Linked DNA regions of Mus musculus: region 2 is linked to region 1. A link is a loop called in an ENCODE intact Hi-C map of the cell type or tissue named here. Cell type or tissue: left cerebral cortex. All regions are shown on one strand. Region 1 has its middle 8.7 kb from the start of Gm33045. Region 2 has its middle 50 kb from the start of Plk2.

The links. Peaks named below come from ENCODE experiments on the same cell type or tissue, not always from the same donor. Only the 100,000 strongest peaks of a DNase experiment are listed, where the experiment ranks them.
Region 2: it touches region 1 in a loop (3-fold over the local background); 3 of 42 quality-filtered maps call a loop at or near these places.

The regions. Positions count from the first base shown.
Region 1 is chr13:110,614,572-110,622,571 of GRCm38, forward strand. No RefSeq gene overlaps it. Among named protein-coding and RNA genes, the nearest start is that of Gm33045, 8.7 kb to the right of the region's middle. In left cerebral cortex, no CTCF peak of the experiment used is centred here; a DNase peak (open chromatin) is centred at 4,615; H3K27ac peaks cover 258 bases.
Region 2 is chr13:110,440,914-110,448,913 of GRCm38, forward strand. No RefSeq gene overlaps it. Among named protein-coding and RNA genes, the nearest start is that of Plk2, 50 kb to the left of the region's middle. In left cerebral cortex, no CTCF peak of the experiment used is centred here; DNase peaks (open chromatin) are centred at 316, 2,691, 3,750 and 5,753; H3K27ac peaks cover 2,668 bases.

The sequences.
Region 1 (8,000 bases):
AAGTAATTGTTGCTTCCTTTTATTTTTGTTGTTAGAGTTGGCATTCTGTTCTTGTGGCTGTCTTCTTTTTGGTTTGTTGAGGGATTACTTTCTTGTTTGTTCTAGGGCATGATTTCCGTCCTTGTATTGCTTCTTTTCTGTTATTATCCTTTGAAGGGTTGGATTCGTGGAAAGATAATGGGTGAATTTGGTTTTGTCGTGGAATACTTTGGTTTCTCCATCTATGGTAATTGAGAGTTTGGCCGGGTATAGTAGCCTGGGCTGGCATTTGTGTTCTCTTAGTGTCTGTATAACATCTGTCCAGGCTCTTCTGGCTTTCATAGTCTCTGGTGAAAAGTCTGGTGTAATTCTGATAGGCCTTCCTTTATATGTTACTTGACCTTTCTCCCTTACTGCTTTTAATATTCTATCTTTATTTAGTGCATTTGTTGTTCTGATTATTATGTGTCGGGAGGAATTTCTTTTCTGGTCCAGTCTATTTGGAGTTCTGTAGGCTTCTTGTATGATCATGGGCATCTCTTTCTTTATGTTTGGGAAGTTTTCTTCAATTATTTTGTTGAAGATATTAGCTGGCCCTTTAAGTTGAAAATCTTCATTCTCATCAATTCCTATTATCCGTAGGTTTGGTCTTCTCATTGTGTCCTGGATTACCTGGATGTTTTGAGTTAGGATCCTTTTGCATTTTGTATTTTCTTTGACTGTTGTGTCGATGTTCTCTATGGAATCTTCTGCACCTGAGATTCTCTCTTCCATTTCTTGTATTCTGTTGCTGATGCTCGCATCTATGGTTCCAGATCTCTTTCCTAGGGTTTCTATCTCCAGCGTTGCCTCGCTTTGGGTTTTCTTTACTGTGTCTACTTCCCTTTTTAGTTCTAGTATGGTTTTGTTCATTTCCATTACCTGTTTGGATGTGTTTTCCTGTTTTTCTTTAAGGACTTCTACCTGTTTGGCTGTGTTTTCCTGCTTTTCTTTAAGGGCCTGTAACTCTTTAGCAGTGCTCTCCTGTAATTCTTTAAGTGACTTATGAAAGTCCTTCTTGATGTCCTCTATCATCATCATGAAAAATGTTTTTAAATCTGGGTCTAGATTTTCGGTTGTGTTGGGGTGCCCAGGACTAGGTGGGGTGGGAGTGCTGCGTTCTGATGATGGTGAGTGGTCTTGATTTCTGTTAGTAGGATTCTTATGTTTGCCTTTCGCCATCTGGTAATCTCTGAAGCTAGCTGTTATAGTTGTCTCTGTTAAGAGCTTGTACTTCAGGTGACTCTGTTAGCCTCTATAAGCAAACCTGGGAGGGTAGCACTCTCCTTGGTTTCAGTGGGTAGAGTATTCTCTGCAGGAAAGCTCTCTTCTTGCAGGGAAGGTACCCAGATATCTGGTGTTCGAACCGGACTCCTGGCAGAAGTTGTGTTCCACTCACTAGAGGTCTTAGGATCCCGTGGGGAATCCCGTGTGGGCCCTTGCGGGTGTCAGGCAACTCCGCTGGCAAGGAAGCCCGGGACTCGAGTGGAGTGGAAGGGGCTTTTGCCCCGGGTCAGGCCCGGGTAGTCTGCTTCCCTATGTACCGCAGTCTCCCGGTTCCCCGCGATTGGATTGGGGCTGGCGCTGTGTTCCACTCACCAGAGGTCTTAGGATCCCGTGGAGAATCCTGTGTGGGCCCTTGCGGGTGTCAGGCAACTCCGCTGGCCAGGAAGCCCGGGGCTTGAGTGGAGCAGAAGGGGCTTTTTTCCCTTTCTTTTTTTGACCTTATCAGGAGCAGGGTCTGCTAGGATTTCAAGAAGTCAACTTTTGGCCCAGTGGGGTAATCATTTTCTACCTTCAGTAGCTTGAAGGAATCAAGTCTCCTAATAAACTTGACCTATGTGATTGGATTCTGTGCTAGGAGTGAGACAAAGTCATTGTGGAGAACATGTCAGTTCCTTCTTAAGCGTTTCCCTTCCCTTTGCGAAACACAGGGGTGACCAGTAGCTTGGAGCAATATTCTGCTTCCAGGAATCTCTCTGCTGCTTTCGATGAGGTTTCTAATCTGGGATGACCTTGTCTCAAGAAGCCCTTCTTAGGGTCGAGGGGGACAGTTAATAATTCCAGAAATGAGATGGACCCAAGAAAAGAATTGAGTTTTCTCAGCCTGTGAATTCTCTCTTTGGGTGACACTGGTTACCCAGCAAAAGATTCATTCAGGGAATTAAGCTTTAAGTTCATTCACTCACAGAGGTATGGGATATTGGAGGAGATCATTAAAAAATACTAATTCAATATTCATTCATTTGCAATTATAATCTAATTCTACCTACTGTTCTAGGATCCAGAAACCTGTACTTCAAGCACACATGTCTAAACACTTAGATGGTCTATGGTGTCACTCTGAGGGAGAACGCATATGATCATTAAACAAAAGGCATCCCTCTGATGGAGAGCCAAGCACAACCCACCTACAAGCGTGCTGGGAAGCAGAGTCATCTATAAGAAGGAAAAGGTGGAGAGTGAAACAAAGACTCTGGATTTCTCTTACAGCTGAATGATAGCACATGTCTGTTTGTCATTTCAGTGGGTTAAAGAGCAGAAGCCGATTTCTGCCCATTTCTGGTGAGTCAGGCTTAGGTATGGCTGTCTCCTTCTATGGCCATGGAGGAAATTGATTCCTGGCCTTTCTCCTACTTTGTGGCAGCCTCAGGCGTCCCTAGAATTCTCTCAGTGTTTTTACATCTTCCTGCACCTGGATGCCTGTCTGTCCCAAATTTTCTTTGTAAGAAAGTGCTACCAGTTACATAGGATTAGAGATATTCAATGATCTCATCTTAACACGATCAATTGAAAAGCTTCCATTTCTACATTGGATCCCATTCACACAGGGAGTTAGAATTCAATATCATTTTGGAATAGACAACTTAGATAACACCCGTAGTATAAGACTTTCATTTCCTTTTACACTGTAAAAAGTGCTAAAGCCATGGAAGGAACAGTATTTAAGCAGAAAACATGTAAACTGAGTTCTCCATTGATGTACCTCATCCTGTCTTTAAACTCCTACTCATTAAATCAGCTGGTATATTTACAAGAAGTCCTGTGGCAAAACAGACTCTCTCAAAACTTTAAGTTCACTGGAGAACATGTCCATTGTAGTCACTAAAGAGCCTTAGATTTGCTCTTCTTTGATCTGAAGAAGGGAGCCAGGTATTGAGAAAACAAAAAGTGATATGGATCAAATTAATGCATTGTGTGTGTGTAAGAGAGAGAGAGACAGACAGAGAGAGAGAGAGAGAGAGAGAGAGAGAGAGAGAGAGAGAGAGAGAGAGAGAGACTTTGAATGGAGATTAAAAATCTAAAGTTGAACGGATTTAAGGAACTTTATAACACAAAGAGGTAGTGATCTAACCGGCTATGTACTTAAAAGCCTCAGGGTGAAGCCTGAAGATACAGGACCGTGTTAGAAATATATAGAAAGTTTCAAGGTGGTGACAGTAGAGTACTCAATCTCCTCTAAAGCCTTTGCAAACACAGGCTGTTCTGTGACAGTCCCTATGCCTCCGGCCTATGAAGCCAATCCTGCTTCCAAGCCCAGGGCCTGGAAGATTCATCTCTACTGTGGCCTGAGACAGTCGTTTGCTTGGCTCTATTGATGAGTAGAATTTGCTGTAATACTATAGCACAGTGTGCAATACTTACACACTCCCTGGTCGAATGCAGGTGGTTTTGTTTGTAGTTTGGAGGAATTACGGAAAAAGTTGCTATCAGTATTGGTTTACAAACCCTTTTATTTACCTATGTTTACAGTTTCCATGGGGACATATTGAAAAGTGGAATTACTCAAGGAAGTATGTTTTAATTGTCTAAGAAAGAATGGCTGCGTATTTTTCACGCTATGAGGTGATGTAGAAAAGATATGGTGTCCACGTGTCTGACAATGCGGTCTTTTCAATGATAGCCTTTAGTTGGATGGATACATGCTTATCTCATTATAGGTCTGAATTGCTATCTCTAAGGGCTAACTTGTTGAGCTTTTTGGTTTTGTTTTGTTTTTTTTCTTTTTTTTCTTCTCATTTCACTCACTGTAATGAATGGTCAATCATTCTAAAGTTGTTTTTCTCCAAGTTTTAAATATATACTCCAGGAGCTCTAACGACGACTCCAGCACTTGAGAGCACTTGCTGCTCTTGCAGAAGTCTGAGGATTTCTTACCTTTATGACAGCTCACAACTACTTATAACTCCAGTGCCAGGAGATCGTATGCCTTTCTCCTGCTGCCACAGGTACTACGTGCACATAGGTAGTATGGTGCACATACACCCAATAAGTAAAGCATGCCTACACATAGAATAAAAATAAATAAGCATCAGATAATCTAGAGGCTCTGGGGGTCACAGCAGGATAGCCAGAACCCCTATGCATCTGTGCCAACTTTCTGTGGTCTCCCCACTATGGACAAGATCATTCTGGCATCCTTGTAGCAACTCGTGAATCATCATTTTCACTTGACCACTGAACACATGCATGGTTCACATTAGGACATCCTTTCTTCTGTGAGTGTTTCTAAATGCACAACACGAATCCACCATTCTAGCACGAGAGGGAACTGTTCCTCTGCCATAAGAATACCAGGTGCCTCGCCCACTTGCCTTCTGTTCCTCTAAAACTCCTGGGGGGGACCATTGTTCTTTTCCTGTCTCCACTCTTTCGCCTTGTTTTAGAATGCCAAGTAACTGTGATGATACAGTGTAGGCATTACAGAGTGGTTTCCTTCACTTGAGAGTACCTACCTTTACATTTCCATCTTGGCTTCTGTGGAGCAGTAGCTTGTCCTTTAAGTGAATGTATAGTAGCTCATTGTCTGGACGCTTATCGATTTATCTGTTGGAAAACATCATGGTTGCTTCTGTGATTTGGTGATTATGGACACAGCTGCTGTAAATGCCCACAGGCAAATTTTTAATGTCAATATAATCTTTGGTTAATTTGCTTTTTATTTACTTAAAAAAATAAAGCATTTAACTCCTTTTTGTTCAGTTTTTGCCTGGAGAGAAATTTAATTTCAGTATAAACCTTCTTACTCTATTTAATATTGGTAAGGAGAGATGATTCCTGAAAATAAGCCAGAGTGAATAATTTAAAATTTATAAAAGTGCTGGTTTCAGTTAGAACGGGTCATCTCATTTCTTCTGGGTCTCCTGCTCCATTGGAGTTCATAAGCTTCCTCTATTGGACTCCATGTTCCCAAGGAAGAGAAGGCAGCCGCACACAAAAAGCCTAGCCTTATCATTTACTTATCATAATTCATGCTGCAGTCCATGAAATCAGATCCCAAGACCAGTTCAGACTTCATGAGAAGAGGGGAATCTTTTCCTCTTACCATACTCCAAAGGCTGTACATTAAGAGGACATGAGTATGACAGTTTCTATAAAATGTGGGAATTTAGTAAGAGGAGATACTTAGAGAGGCTCCTGGTTAGCCAAGGCTCTGACACAGAAGTATGAAAGCAAGAGGCAGCTTTTTATTGCTATGCATGAAGGAATTTTGGTATTTCAAAAAGGGCATCTATATGAGTAGGTATACTCAAAGCATTCTGAAAATAGTATAATTTTAACTTTTAAAAGACAGGAAAGCAGCTGGGCAGATAGTGGATGCCTGAAACCTCAGCACTCTAGAGGCTGAGGTAGGCAGACTGAAAGTTTGAGGTCAGCCTGGGCTAAATAATGAAAGCCTATCTCAAAAAGCAAATAGATGAAATATAAATAAATAATAGCACAGAGAAAGACATAGCATGTAGTTTCCCTTATATTTGGAATATAAATATATTGGCCTCATGGGATCAGAGTACAGAACGGTAGACAGATAAGAGAGGATGGAGTGGAGTGTTGAGATCAAGAATGGGAAATGAAGTTCAAGACATTTGCCAGACGTCTCTGAATATAGCTAGCAGCCACTGCGCTGTAATTTCTTTGCATAAATGAATCCATCAGCGTGGGAAACTATGAGGTTCTAAACTTTAAGCGTTAGGTCCTGGTTGTTACTCATAAACCCCTGTCTCAGCATACTTCTATGCATATGCCTCTGGAAAAGAGTTTGGTAATCACTGACCAGTGTAGATTCACCAAGCTCACTTTCCCAACAGGACAGTGCTACTAGATTCACTTTTTTCTTAGCTAGCCTCTAATCAAAAACCAGCAGATCAAGAAAAGACTGCAGGAGTTATCACTGTATCTGATCTCAAGTTATACTGTAGGGCCTTAGTGAGAAAAACAACATGGTGCTAACACTGGCACATCGATCAGTGGAAGTGAATAGAAAAGAATATAGTGCCATGAAATGAGAACTAACCTATCTTTAACAAAGATGCCAAAAATAGCCATCAAAGAAGAAAGAACAACATCTTTAGTACATGGTGATGGGAAAATTGGGTTCATGTGGTAAAATTAAACTAAATCTGCATCTCTCACCTTGCACAAAATTCAACTCCAAATGGATCAAAGACTCAGCGGAAGACTCCATCCTCTGACACTGTTAGAGGAAAATATTTGGGATTTCACTTCAACTTAAAGGTGCAGGTAAGGACCGTCAAACGTACTCACGTTGCTCAGGAAGTAAAACTCGGAAGTGTAAAATGGGATCTCATGAAGCCGAAGGGCAGCTGTCCATCAAAGGAAGCAGTCAGTCATGTGAAGAGGTACCCATAGAAAATGCTTGTTAACTATCTACCTGATGACGTTGTCTAAAATATATAAAGAACAAAAAACAACAGCAAAAACCCAAACAAACAAACAAATCACCAAGAAAGGAGCCAATTGAAAAAATGGGCTTTGAAATTGAACATAATATCCTCATAAGAAGGAATACAAAGAGTTAACAAATACATAAGGAATATTTAAGATCCTAACCCATTAGAGAAAGGCATATTAAGACCACTTTGTGATTCCATTTACCCCACTCAGAATGGCTGTCATTAGGAATACAAACGCTGGCATACATGAGAGGAAAGGAGAGCCCTTGTGGAAGTAGGAACTAGTGCAGCCAGTCTAGAAACCACTCTGGATGTTTCTAAAACAACAAGCTAGCACTAAATCTACCATATGCCCCAGCTCCTGGGCATGTACCCAACGACCTTTGTTTTAATAGAGATACTTGAACATCCATATTCACTGCTGCTCTCTTTACAATAGCTAGGGGATGGAATCAGCCTAGATGCCCAACATCTGGTGAATGGATAATTATAATACAGTACATATGCACAATGGAGTATTACTCAGCTGCAAGAAAAGTGAAATTTACAAGGAAAATGGATGGAACTGAAAAAAAAATCTGAATGAGGTCATGCAAATCCAGAAAGACAAATGCCACACCTTCCCTCTCATGAGGGTGCTTGATTCAGTTGTTTTGTTTTGTATGTTTAACATGGAGTACATATACAAACAGAGAGACTGGAAATGGTCCACTGATGGAGGTGCACCTAGGGAGGAGGGATACAATGGAGGTGAAATGAAAGCAGAGGGGCTAATACCTGGGGGCAGAAGGGTTCAAGCAGGAGGAGGAATGATGGGGATTGGAAAATGAGGGGCCAAGAGAAGCTTTTACCAAAACGTGTGCAGGAACAAGTGCCTTAGGAAGGCATTTGACCTTGCAATGCAAGTGAAAAAGACATAATAGCAGAACATATGTATCAACCTGACAAGGTAGGACCATTCAGAAAGAGAAAACTTCAACTAAGGAAATACCAGATGGACCTATGGGCAAATCTGTCAGGCATTGTTTTGATTAATGATTTTCTATTAGAAGGTTCATCCCAGAAGTGATTGTCTCAGTTTCTATTTCTTCTGTGACACACCCTGACCGCAAAGCAAGTTGTGGAGAAAGGGTTTATTGGGCCTACAGTACCACAGTATAGTCTATAAGTGAAGAACCAATGGCAGAAACTCAAGCAGAGAACTGGAGGCAGAAGCTGATGCAGAGGCCATGAATGGGTGCTGTTAACTGCCTTGCTCCCCATGGCTTGCTCAGCCTGCTTTATTAT
Region 2 (8,000 bases), 170 kb before region 1:
AGAAGAATGGCTAGTCTGGGGTAGCTAGTAAAAGGCTCATTTTAAGGATTATTCTAGACTTGTGGGAATGTTTCTCTACTGTTCATGAAGCATACCTGTCTTTTTATTGATAGCCAATGATCATTGTTTGAGCCAGACCTCTCGGAGACTAAGAAAAGTCTCCAACCCTTAGGCATCTTTTTATCTGTATGTAAAGTTCAGCACCCATAAGTATCTCTAAGATGAGTATTGTGGTGTTAAACTATAATCCAAGCACTGGGAAGCTGAGACAGAGAATTATAAGTGTGAAGCCAGACAGTGCTGCATAATGAGTGTCAGCCTAGCTATACTGTTATAAAATCACTTAAAGTTTCAAAAACAAGCCAGAACGAATCAAAGGGGGTTTCTAACAGTTCGTCAAGAAGATAGTGTATTTAACCATTTAACAAATGAAGACTTTGTAGTACAGGAGATTTAGAATAACTAAGAACTACTTAGTATAGAATGATGTAAAGGGACCCCTGATGTTGCATGGAACTCTGGATCCTTCCCTGTGTACAGGGTCCTCTGCAGTTGTACATCTTAGTGACTTACAGGCGTTTGCTCCAAATAAAGAAACCTCAAGCTGCTTAAAGGAATTTGGCTACTTCTACAGGCAGAAAAAAATCAAGGATAAATAGTCTAGACTATTGAGAAGAAGTGTGCAGTCCTTTGTTTTGTAGAATAGGGAGTCATGGGAGGAGGGCTGGGGAAATCCAGGCTATGGTGATAGTTTATCAATCAAATGAGAATGGGACATGAAACAGCTTAGTTTCTCAAGATTTCCTTTAAAACTTGAGTGTAGGCAGCGCCAAGAACAGAACCACAACTTGAGTGAGTAAGGTTCTACTGATCCTGGTGTGGTTGGCTTGGTCTTGAGAGAGCAAGAACGCTGGGCTGTAAAGTTGTCTTTTTGTCTAAGACAACTTTGGGTCAATCTTATCATGCTGGCTGACACAGAAGGTAAGCAATAAGGAAGAGGAGTCTTAATTACTCATTATGAAGAAGTGGCTTATTCTCTATGACTGCTATGTATACATAAAATAAAACAGACTTATAAACTTTCATAACTAGAATTTTACCAAATGAATTCCATGCCAAGTAATTAACAACAGACGACAAAACTCATTTTCTTTCTGCCGTGTTTTATTCCTTTTCCTGCAGTTCACATCTGCACCAGTCCAACTCCTTCTGTAGCCCTGTCTTTCCAGTCAACTTCTACAAATGACTAGTTCCCCATTAGCCACACAAACCTGGGGAAGGCATCTTGCCCTTCTTGCATACCTTCTCAAACAACTGATCCGTTATACAATTTTAAAACGTGAGATATTTGGGGGGTATCTATCTTGTCGTAGGGCAGGAAATAAAGATAAATGTAGCCTCTGGCTTGCAAGAATGCTCCCGAAAGCTAAAATAGCAAACCACTCTCTCTTTGTCCTTGAGACTTTTAGATCCATGACTCTTAGAATTTGTTAAGTGGCTCAGCTAGAGGAAATGAAACTTAGATATCTAAAAAAAAAAAAAAAAAAAAAAAAAAAGAAAAAAAAGTTAGTTTTCCACCCTAATGTTTTTGGCCTATGTGCTAACTTTCAACTGTTCCCAATGACACTGTGACTCCTTGCTCAGCTAAGCTTGATAAGAAACCTTCATCCAAGGGACCTGTTCTAAGGAGCCAAAGAAGGAACAGTGTCTAGGTCCTCAGGCCCTGTAAGCATAAGATGCTCATGGCAGATCCAGAGTCACGGGCGGTTCGGGGGGATCCTTTCCAGTCTTCAAAGAGAGACATGTAAGAGTGCCGCCTTCCCCCGAGGCTTCTAATCACCAGTCAGTACTCCTGTCTCTGATAGACGTTGTTCAGACCTCAGGCCATTTGCTAAGAATGCAACCTGCTCCAAAACTCTATTAGATACACAGATGAGATCAGATCTTGCGATGTCATGATTCAGTGGGGTCCCAAGCCCTTTGATGACAGCCTTTGTTCTCTATCTGCCTGCTCTATTATCTGAGACCTACCTTATGGGATTCTTTCTGAGCTATAATGACTTATAAAACTACAGGTTGCTTGAGGAATACTGTTATCACAACCAGTGAGAGTTGCTGGACCATCCAATATGTTCAATAAGTACTTGCTTTAAATTAAGTTGAACTCAGTCTTATCCTGGAGGGAGGAAACTACTTCTAGGCATAACATTGATCACTTCAAAATGTGGGTTCCACTAGACAAAGGTTAAGGACACTTACTGCTGAAGGTGGCTACTCCAAAGAAAGTCAAGTACATTTTCGAGTTTTACACTAGGAGAGCCAGTGATTGTTTTTAAGTAAATTGTGTAGATAGACATAGATAAGCTGCTATTTAATCCAACATGTGCTTCTTAATTATGCTTTTTTTTTAACTAAGAAAAGTGTGAGAAATCTAATGTACATTTCTAATTCACACTATAATATCATGGATTGTATAGAAATTGTGGCATGGTGTTAAATAAATGTAGAAACCCATGAAACTTGGAGCTCAACACTGACACACGAACAGTCTGACTTGGGAAGGGAAGAGGTTATGACCTTTCTTGTGGCTTTTCTACAATCTCGCTTAAGTTCACATCAGAGAATCCTGCTTCTCTTCAGAATGCCTAGTTCTGTCAATTCCTGGCAGGCGTTAGATTACATAGAGCCTTAACACTCTAGAAATAGCTTGTTTTAATCTAACTGTTGGCACAGTGGGTTTTCCTTGAGCTTGCTAAGAGTGCCCCGAAAACTCTGTGGCTTGTTGGAGATTTCAATAGCTCTCCAGCAGGGGTTCACTTCCATCCTTGGTTTTCTGGTAAGAGTTCTTGTCTCCTGAGCCAGAAATAAACGTTGGTTATTGATTGTAAAAATACAACCCGAAGACTTATTCGATCTTTCAATGAAAATATCAGAAAAAAAAAGACTTCTGCTGATAATCAGGTTTCTCCCTTCTGGTTGCTTGTGGTTGTGTTGAGAAGACAAATTATTAACTAAACAATCATCAAGGTGATTAGGCATTGCCAATATGGCCATGTGTGGCTCGTAGTAAGCCAGTATTTAGCTTAGGAAGAGTAAAGTAGATTTCAGATCTGTGGGTGAGTGTTAAGAGAGACTGGCATTCAGGATTTTTAAAGGGGGGGTTTAGTTCACTACTCAAAGAGTATCTATCATATGATTAAGTTTTCCTTCATTTAACGGTTACCTTCCCGAGACATTGAAAACCAGATCAGATACCTACAGGAAGGGCATGCAGAGGGCATTGCTAAAGCCTGGGAGACACGGGAGTATGGATATGACCACAAAGATGCCTTTCCAACATCTATAGGAATGTAATGGAACAACTTAGTGAGCAAGGAATGAATGCTGTGGTTGATTCCCAGGAGAAACCAGACACTGCCCCCAGCAACCCGTACCTGGCAAAATGATCATGATAGTTCAGTTAATTTGATTCATGTAACATATTTTAGAAATCACTTGTAACAAAAGTCGGCAGAAGAATTTATCTTCAGATTTGGAGCAAACTCTTACCTGAGTTGCCTGTGTTCTTTTATGTAACTGGGTAAGTGCTGACTCTGCACTGAGCTTAACGGTGTGTGCATAGTTTCCACTAATGAGAGAGATTAAACACCAGGCAACTCACATACACAGCTTCCAAAACTTCAAGGCATTTTCAAAGCAAACGATTCCTACTTTGAAGACTGCAGTGGAATCTAAACTCTGTTTCTAAATGTTTGAAGGATTCCTTCTGTGCCAAGAGTTATAAGCAGAGTGTGTATATTATTTCTCTCTCCTTTTGGCTGGTTCCTAAATTTTAATTTGAATCTTAGAAAATTTGAGAGGAAAGGCAGTAGATAACAGGGTTGGGTGCCAAGGCTTGGAATTAGGTTTGGACCTGAAGCCCAGCATCGATGCTTATTTGAGGCTGAGCCAGTGACCATCTCTGGTCTTCATTCCCTGACATTTGATAAAGTTTATCGCTGAGCCTCACAGTATGTTTGCCTGTCTTTTCTTCTCAATTCACTTCTTTGAGGCTTATGGGTAAAACAGAGAGCCACACTTATTGTGCTGTGGCCATTGTCCTCCTGTGACTCTGAGTGACTAGTTCTTGCTTTTGAACTCTGGCCAATTTTCTCCGGTTAACAGCAAAGTGCCAGGGGAAGGAAAACACATAAAGGGGTTGGGCCAGTTGTCCTCTGAAACACTTAGGATGGAAAGGTCAGAGAAGTGGGGGATGGGCCAAGACTCAAAAGCAGCCATTTGCTGCTTTTGGTGTTCTAGGCCTGAGTTTTTCTTCACAGTTGAGATCACAGCCCAGCTTCCTGACTTTGGGTTTCAATTTGGCCTAATGTGCTCTTCGTATGTACAGTGTGCCTGTGGGTTGTTTTCACAGAACTACACAGACTTTCGGTTGAGGAGAGCCTTTCAGTCTCATACCAGGGATGCTTCTATCTTTCAAAGCATTCCTTCCAAGTCAGGATGAACTGGTCGTACTGGTAAGAAATCCTGCCTCAGGGAAAAGCTGGCTGGGCTCTGTCTGCTGCCCACTCATTTCTAATTGCTCTTTACCTGCAGAAACCGGGCCATGCTAAGTCTGCAGAGCCTAGAACAGCCTTCAGGACCATCGTATCCTCTCCTCAGATGTGTGTCGCATGACAGGGTCAGAAACTGTGTGGTCTCTCAAAGCTCTGTTCCTGAGGCTCTGGCTGTTCCTTATCCATAGGGCAGATGCTTGTCTTCTGGTGACCTCCAGATCTAGCCAAACTCTGCAGAAACAAAACAAAACAAAACAAAACTCTTTCTGGAATATTCTACTAGGATTTCCACACCCAGAGCGAACCTTACTTACTTTCTATAATATCGTTCTGTTCACACAGGACCGAGATTTCTGCCTAGTTTTTGCACATTCTTTCCAATCTATTTCACTTAACCAAAAGTCCGCAAATTTGGTGTGAAGGATTACCATAATTCCTTGCTATGTGTGCTCATGACAAAGTTTCAGGTTAAGATTCTCCCATTGGTCTTCTGTTGCTGGTGTGGAAACTTTAGTCATAAATAACTATAACCCTCTCGGGAGTGTGAAGTTCCAAATATTAGATTCCCTCATGAACTCTCACATTTGTGAAGTACGGTGTTCTTAAAATTCAGTTAATGTCAGTTGAGTGTTAAGGGTCCTGTTTAGTTCCGAACTGTAATGGTTGTTGCATAACTAATGCAAATTGGAAGTAACTGATGTGGTTTTGTTTTGTTTTTTCCTAGATGAGATGCAGGAGGTAAAAGCCACGCCCCCATGCTGCTCAGCCAACAGAATCAATTTGGCATCCTGTTGCTCTCCCTGGCTTTTCTTGCCTCATAGCCTTTGGTGAAATGTAGTTTTGTGGATATTTCTTATGGGCAAAATAGGAATCTCTACTTTTGGGACGACATCTTACGTTAGTGAGGATTATGCTCAGAGGATTAAATGCCCTTTACAATAAATTAAGAGCAATGATCATACTGCTTTCATCTTGTAATAGGACGATATAACTTAAGGAATAGAATAAGCCCTGTGTGGCTCAATCATGTCTGTGCTTTGCTCAGTGATGCGATGTGGGTTATACATCCCCAGAAGCAGATTTTCTCAGCAGCAACATTTATGGTACAGCAGGCTAACTCATGGCCAAATCCTATACCGTGCTGTTACTTGGCTGTCTCCCTCCCCCAGGCTTTTATTTTTACCTTGTGTTCTATCAGTAGAGCTGAGGTCTGTGGTCATGTGGAAGTCATGCTGCACTTTTAGGCTCCCCATCTGCCAGTTGTCTGAGTGGTGTTCTCTCTCTAGAGACATCTGTTTGTCGTTCTCTCTCTAGAGACATCTGTTTGTCTGCCACCCTTGCTGTTCCTGCGTGAAACGTCATGACCATCGATTTGTCAGTAGATTGGCTAAGGTATCACTCCATATTCAGACCTATTTGCAGATGCGGTATTTAGAAATGAGACATTTTATAGTTATCTTAGTCATATTTTATAGCATCGGGCCATGGTACCTATCATTTCTCTGTGAAAAATCAACATTTCTGTCTTCCTTTGGGTGTGGCCAGGACATAGGACTCAAGAATCACACTGTTCAGGTTCATTCCTGTGCTAACTCTTTATTCCTTTAATAGTACTGAATAACAACAGTATTGTCATGAGAGGGTACAGAAAGTGTTTCGTTCTCAATGTTGCATTACCAGTCAGCATGGCTCGGTGGCTCTCAGCACTCTTGGTAGCTGCTTCAGTGGTTATTTTTATAATTTTATAATTGTCAATGGGAGTCAAGAAGGAAGAGCGATGAAATCAGATTCCCCAAATAAATGTATGTACTTAGGCATGCGTGACATACATGTATGTTTCAAGAGAAGGAATAAATGCTCAAGGAGAGCACGAAAACTTTTGTCACAGATCAATCCTGAGGGGCTGACAGGAAAAAGAATCACTGTTCACAAAGCCTGTAACCAACAGAATATTTATGAAAGTTGTAAATGGGAGCCGACCTAGCATAACTCCAATGTGGAATATTCTACTACAAAGAACATTCTAGAAGAGAATCAGATCGGTGTGGAAGAACTCCAAGGAACATTTCTGTGGGACAAAGGCAGACCAGAATCTTCCCCTGCTGTGCTAGGCCAGCCTGGAGTTCAAGGCCTGACCTAGACAAGTGGCCTGCGTCGAGCCTGAGGGTGTGCAGCTGGCCTCTTCATGTATCCAGAAGGCTGCTGAGAAGGGTCCACAGATGTCCCGTCACCCTGTGCTGCACTATGGGATTTTTTTTCTCATAGCCTAAAATGTATTATGTTCCATGAGATCACAGTTTATACTGAGGAGAAAAACAGGACATTGTCCTCTTCTTAAGTCCCCAGCTCATTATACAACCTAGAAATCACTGGCCAGAGAAAAATGGCAGATGCGACTTTGTTTATGTTTAAAACCCCTGTAGAAAGAATTCAATTTTATGATCAGTTTTTATAAACAACAAAATGAAGCGCAACATTGTAGAGCACATCACCAGAAAAAATGCCTGTAGTGTGAAATTTATAAATTTACCTCAATTACTCTGCCAATAATATTGACTCTTTACATCTACAGGTATGAGTTAGCTATCCATTTATATGGGTATTTATATATTCTAATAAAATTTTGCATGATTTTCATGATTCTATCTCTCTCTCTCTCTCTCTTTTTTTCTTTTGGTTTTTTGGAAACAGGGTTTCTCTGTGTAGCCCTGGCTGTCCTGGAACTCACTTTGTAGACCATGCTGGCCTCGAACTCAGAAATCCACCAGCCTTTGCCTCCTGAGTGCTGGGATTAAACGTGTGCACCACCACACCCGGCTTAAGATTCTATCTCTTATTAGGCTTATTTATTTCTAGATTAAAAAGTAAATTTTGTTGCCTTTGTACATATCCCTTTATATGTTTTTGACAGTGATAGACAGCAATTTTGGTGTCTACATTCTTTTGTCTAAATTTATACCACATATTTTTAGGACAAGCCTTTCCTTTTTATATTTATTTTATTCATTCATTCATTCATTCATTCACTCACTTAATATCCTGCTCACTGCCCCACTTCTGGTTGCTCCTTCCCCTATCTTTTCCTTCCTTTCTCCTCTGGGAGGGCGGGGCCCCCCTATGTATTCCTCCGCCCTGGTACATCCTCTCCCCCTGAGTCCAGACAAGGTAGCCCAGCTAGAACATATTCCACGGACAGGCAACAACGTTTGGGATAGCTCCAGCTCCAGTTGTTCAGGACCCACATAAAGACCTGGTTGCACATCTGTTACATATGTGTGGGGAGACCTAGGTCCAGCCTGTGTATGCTCTCTTGTTGGTGTGTTCAGTCTCTGAGAGTTCCCAAGGATCCATGTTAGTTGACTCTGTTGGTCTTCCTGTGGTGTTCCTACCCCCTTTGGGGCCTGCAATCTTTCCCCCCAACTTTTCCATAAGAGTCCCTGCACTTTC